Linked DNA regions of Homo sapiens: region 2 is linked to region 1. A link is a loop called in an ENCODE intact Hi-C map of the cell type or tissue named here. Cell type or tissue: heart left ventricle. All regions are shown on one strand. Links, peaks and the distances in the headings refer to the core of each region. The heading gives the core; the rest is flanking DNA.

The links. Hi-C counts contacts between places; a loop is a spot of excess contacts. Peaks named below come from ENCODE experiments on the same cell type or tissue, not always from the same donor. Only the 100,000 strongest peaks of a DNase experiment are listed, where the experiment ranks them.
Region 2: a loop joins it to region 1, with 7 times the contacts of the local background. A loop is called at or near these places in 1 of 110 quality-filtered maps.

What each region holds. Positions count from the first base shown.
Region 1 is chr5:55,576,115-55,579,036 of GRCh38, forward strand. No RefSeq gene overlaps it. Among named protein-coding and RNA genes, the nearest start is that of PLPP1, 43 kb to the left of the region's middle. In heart left ventricle, for the core only: no CTCF peak of the experiment used is centred there; a DNase peak (open chromatin) is centred at 1,451; H3K27ac peaks cover 2,500 bases.
Region 2 is chr5:55,632,586-55,635,507 of GRCh38, forward strand. It overlaps SLC38A9 (solute carrier family 38 member 9), which reads right to left. Exons shown (of 16, transcript NM_173514.4): 14 at 1,169-1,317. Among named protein-coding and RNA genes, the nearest start is that of SLC38A9, 78 kb to the right of the region's middle. In heart left ventricle, for the core only: no CTCF peak of the experiment used is centred there; a DNase peak (open chromatin) is centred at 1,196; H3K4me3 peaks cover 724 bases; H3K27ac peaks cover 2,500 bases.

The DNA of each region.
Region 1 (2,922 bases), core at 243-2,742:
GTCCATTTAATCCCAGTTACTGAAAGTGAAACATAAGTGTGCAGTAAACATGATAACCATTCCACTATGGAAACCTCAACGAAAGTGAAACATAGTGAAATGGGCTCCAAATTATCAAAAGAGCTCCTTTTGGTCCAAATCATCTTGATATGTACCTAGAATCTCCACTTCAGCTTGTGTTTGGACACAGCTCAGCAAACAAATCTTTCATCATCATTAGGAATATCAAGATGAAGTGATATTTCAAAGAACTTAGCTGGTTCCATAGATAAGAAACTTTTACAGAAGTACATGTCAAACAGATCTTGCCCAACGGCTGAAGTAACAGATGAAATCCAACTGGTTTCCACAGAGTCTTATCTTTTCTTTCTGTGTGTTTGTTCTTATGCAAGTTCTGGGGCATTTATTTGGTTTTGAATATCTTCCTGCTGTGTGACTGTGGTTGAAATAATGAGTTGCTTGAATCACTTGCCTATTTTCTCTCTCATTTTTTTTTTTTTTTAAAGAGATGGGGTCCCACTATGTTGCTCAGGCTGATCTTGAACTCCTGAGCTCAAGTGATCCTCCCACTTGGGCCTCCCGAAGTCACTTGCCCATTCTCTAAGAGTATCCCATTATTGAAGACATTTCTGAACTAATTGATTTGCCTATATCAGGTTTACTGGCTTAAGAAGTGATTGAGAAGAGTAATAAAAACACAAGTCGGGTTTTTATTGCCAAAACAAAAACAGAAAATTATCCTGAGACTTCATTACTCATTTCTATTGTGGCAGATGCTGATGTTGCATCTGCCTGTTCTTGGAACATTTCTCTCACCACTCAAACTATACTTCCATTAGAAGACTGAAGAGGGAAGAAATAGAGAAAAACTTTTTCTATGGTGGCTTCATATCATAGTTCAATCTCACTTGATAGGTCAACTGCAAATTTATGATAAATCATGATATATGATGCCACATGATTCTACCATTGAAATATATTCAATCTCTCAGATAAAAGATGGTTGTTACAAAGGGGTAAAAAAAAGAAACCCTTTACTGGGTTTATTGAATTGGCAACTTGCTTTAAACCCTAAACAGTGGCAGTACTATTATTGTGCTCTGAACAGAGTGGGTGTTCCACAAATTCTTATTAATTATCTGTGATAAGAAGTCACAGGAAAAGAAAACAATCTACACATGGAACTATCCCAGTTAGAATTTGACAAAGACATTTGGCTTTTTAAAAAACCAACCCTCTTTTTGAAAATGTTTCTATTATTGCTTTTATTTTAATTAAAAATCTTTTGTTTGTACAGCCACAGCTATGAATATATCTCAGGGCTTTCCAAAATACCTTACAACTGTGGCATGAGGTCAAACCACTGAAAAAGACAATGGAGTGGATTGATGAACAGAGGAGAAAATTGCCTGCATGTCTGGACTTCTTCCTTTCAGGCTCCCACGAGCTCCGCCGAGAAGAGGCTGCCAATAGTGTATAAAGGTCTGCCCTTGGCTGCAAATAACTATGCTATTCTGAGGACGAGGCCACTATAAGGCAATGAAGCCAGTGTATTTGTGAGTTGAACTCAGAACTTCAGATTCCTACAAGGAGGTTTCTAGTGGATCATGCTAAGTCAGAATGAAATCAGAATTAGATCAATGCTTTTCTAAAGGTGCATGTACTGAGAGTGCACAGAAAGCCAGAATTCACGATGCCAGTCTCTGGTCTGAACCCCATACAGGCAGGTTAGTTTGGCCCTGATCCCAGCATGCACATTTCTCTCTGCACTTCTAGTCAGCTGTGTGACCAGCGACAGTTGTTAGGATGGGTGGAAAGTAGGCAGAAATCTGTGTATACCCATCACTCTTGGAAAACCAGTCATAAGCCTGACAGATGTTTTTATAGACAGAAGGCAGAATATTAACTAGTGATCAGAAAATTAAGGCAATTTTGTCTCAAATTGTCTTTCTTCTGCCATTGTGATCATAGTATCCTGGGCCATGCCAGGATATAAAGTTGGTTGGGGCTATTGTTGTGGTTGCTTATCAGGAGGAAATCGTTTTCTAAATCAGCATGTTTCCTATGTTCCCATTTTTGCTAATGGTACCACCACTTTCCTGTTATCCAGCCTTGAAACCTCAGAGACTCACCCTAAACTCTTCTATCATCCACCACATATAATTAGCCAGTACAGTCAACTTATTACTTTTTTCCCTCACAATATCTCTTGTACCTGTACCTGTCCATTTTCATTTCTACTGCAATTCTCTCACGGCTAATACAGCAATGGCCTTTTAGCACTCCAGTTATTTCCCTCCGAAAATTCATCTGCCTAACTCCATTCATCATGTCATTCCTTTGCTCAAAAGCTTTCAGCAGGGCTGGATGTGGTGGCTCACGTCTGTAATCCCAGCACTTTGGGAGGCCGAGGTGGGTGGATCCCTTGAGGTCAGGAGTTCGAGACCAGCCTGGCCAAAATGGTGAAACCCCGTCTCTGCTAAAAATACAAAAATTAGCCAGGTGTAGTGGCACACGCCTGTAATCCCAGCTATTTGGTAGGCTGAGGCAGGAAAATCGCTTGAACCCAGGAGGCGGAGGTTGCAGTGAGCAGAGATCATGCCAACGCACTCCAGCCTGGGTGACAGAGCAAGACTCTGTCAAAAAAAAAAAAAAAAAAAAAAGCTTTCAGTGGCATGTTCCTGTATGCTATCAGATAAAGGTCTAAATTCAGCCAAGCATCCACAAGCTATGAAAATCCAGCCTGGAGTTGCACTTCCCATCTTATCTCCCTGGGAAGATAGGGAAGATCTCTATCTTCCCAAATTAGTCTGTCTACTGACCCTAAAATATTTGACTAATTCCTACTCTCCTTTGCCTTTCCAAGGCTGTGGCCCCTGCCTGGGATGCTCTCCTTTGCCAGTACTTAGTCATGCACCCTGG
Region 2 (2,922 bases), core at 103-2,602, 56 kb after region 1:
ATTCTCCCGAAGCTATCTTAGAAACTAGAATCCCTCTTCCCCAAAGTGGAACATGGAAACCTTTTCCCTCAAGCTGGCCGTAAAACCTAAAAATATCACTCCAATTTCCCACTATTTCTGTGTAAAAACTAGCCATAAAGAAATGATCTGACCTGTCTTGTTTGACTGCAGGTCATAAGACTCCCATTCCAGAGAGGGTCCTGCCCCAGACGCAGATGAAAAAAACACATGCTCAGAGAGGCTAAGAATCTAGACAGAGGGGCCTTGCTGGAGTTCCCCACTCAGTCTATTAGCATTAGACATGGCTGTTCACATAAACATAACCATAAAAAAGGACAATTTCCCCTGTATCTTTGGGTCTTCTTTCTAAAGGCTCCCATGTAACATAAAACCACATTCAAATACATTTATATGCCTTTTCTCCTTTTTTTTTTTCTTTTGGAGTCAGGGTCTCACTGTATCACCCAGAGCAGTGGCGTGATCTCAGCTCACTGCAGCCTCGATCTCCCGGGCTCAAACGATCCTCCTCCTCCCACCTCAGCCTCCTGAGTAACTGGGACTACAAGCATGCCCACTATGCTCGGCTGATTTTTTAAAATTTTGTAGAGATGGAGTTTCAGTATGTTGCCCAGGCTGGTCTTGAACTCCTGGGCTCAAGCGATCCACACACCTTGGCCTCCAAAAGTGCTAGGATTACAGGCATGAGCCACTGAGCCGGGCCCTTTTTGCCTATTAATCTGCCTCTTGTCGGTCATTTTCAACAAAACTTCAGAGGGCAAAGGGGAAGTTTTCCCTTGGCCCTGATAGTTTCAATGACCAATAATTAAAAGTGTTGCTTCTCATTAGCTACACATTGCCAACATAGGTACTATACACTATAAACTTCTTGACAATATGTAAATCAATAGCAATTAAATAATAAGATAAATATAAATGGTATCGGAGCTAATTAACTATACTGGAAGGAATGAACTTTAAATCATTCTAGACAAGGGAGTGGCTTCTATTTTTAAAGCTCTTCAGGGAAGAGGACACCAATGATCTATCTTTAGTCACCACTTGCATTAGGCATTTTTATAGCAAAAGGATCAGTCACACTTTAAACTGACCTGCTTGCACAGTCATTTGTTGCTTGGCACATCCTGCTGGTCAAGAGAAGAGCCCTTACCTAGGATAAATGTCACCGAAGATATGGCCCAAAAGCTGGACACGAGCCAGGTAGCCTAAGAGTGGGTATACAGTCATCATCTGGAACAGCAGGAATATCCTTGCAATGAAGGACAGGGTGTCACTGCTAGGGAAGTTGTCTAAAAAATTCTAATCCAAGAAAGATAATGAGGTCATGTTAAAAATCAAATTCAGTACACACATTCATAAAATGGAATGTCTTCTGCTTATTTTGAACACAGGTGCTACTCCGATTGTGGTTTGTGGACTAGTGCCCATCCACAACTACTTGTTAAGTATTTTTTCAATGAGGTAAGTATAGAAACCGAAAGTGTTCAGAAACTTTTACAGGAATCTGACATTGCCACAATTTTATTCTATTTTACAAAAGTATCAGCCTGCAATTTATTTAACATTAAAGCAACAGCAAAGACAATTTTGTCCTTCACCACAGATAGATCGAGAAAGCATTGCTTTATGTGGTTCAAGGAAAATACCAGTCCACTTTAAAGATGTAAAGAGCTAATTTAATTCAGTGTTATTTTACCCTCTCTGGCTCTGCTGCTTTCCTCCTCTGAAGCACTGTAAGCACTTTTGAAGTAAAGATGACAGAATAAGGTGAGAGTATGTCTATCACCTACTACATCATTGTTTAGTCTATCACTAAATTTAAAAGGATTTATCTCTACTTCCTTTCATGACCCTTTTCTCCATTTTGGTTTGGTATCTTAAAAAAAAGTTAATTACTTAGAATTTTTATCTTTTCTTTCAAATACAAATACCACAAATATTCCTATTCCCAAGGGAGTAGGCTTTGTATGAGTTTGTTCATATCAGGGAAATTGCCAGCAAACATTTGGCTGCCAAAGAACTTCTGGAGTCAAGGAAATCAAGAAAATAAGAACATTTCCAAGCTGCCATAATAGCAGTAATTCAAACTTATTTCTCTTATAAAGATGAGAACACTATTAACATTATTTTGCTGAAATAACCATTATAATTCAGCTGTAATAAATCACATTAGTATATTCCATTGTACTCTATAAGAGGAATTTCTTCTGACCAGAAAGTCACTTGTGAAATGTTGTTTTTTGTGAGAAACTCTTCAGTCACTTATAACTAAAGACTATACTATTGCTAAGTTTTTGATGGGTTAAATCAAAGAAAATATTAGTTATGGCAATCTTTTATTAAAATATTTTTTTCTTTTACTCTGTCTCTCTTTTTTTTTTTTTTTAACCCTCTGGTGACTCATAGGACATCTCTCTCTCTTTTTTTAACAGCCAAATACTCTTTTTTTGTTTTGCTGCCTGTCACTCAATATAAGAATGAGAGTCTGATTAATCATTAGAGTCTGATAAACAAAGACTCTAGTTTATCCAGGGCATTCCTGATACAGGCTTTTAAAAATAGGGAGTTCCTTCAATGTATTCTCTGTGGTTTTATAACTACATGAGAACTACTTGTACCAGTTCCCCACAAAAAGAGAAATATATGTACATAATAGTAGACATTTATTTGAGTACCACAAGGTGCCTGGCATGTAGTACATTATCTCAGAGTCCATCTAAAAATCAAATGGGGGTACTTATTATACTATTTAATGGAAAAGAAAAATAAAGCTCAGAAAGAAAAGGGAAGGTGCCTAAATTCCCATACTTGGAGTAGATAGCAGAGATGGTATTAAAACCCAGGCCTATCTGATGTTATATCTTGCCACTGTATCACCCTACCTACTATAAATACATGAAAGTG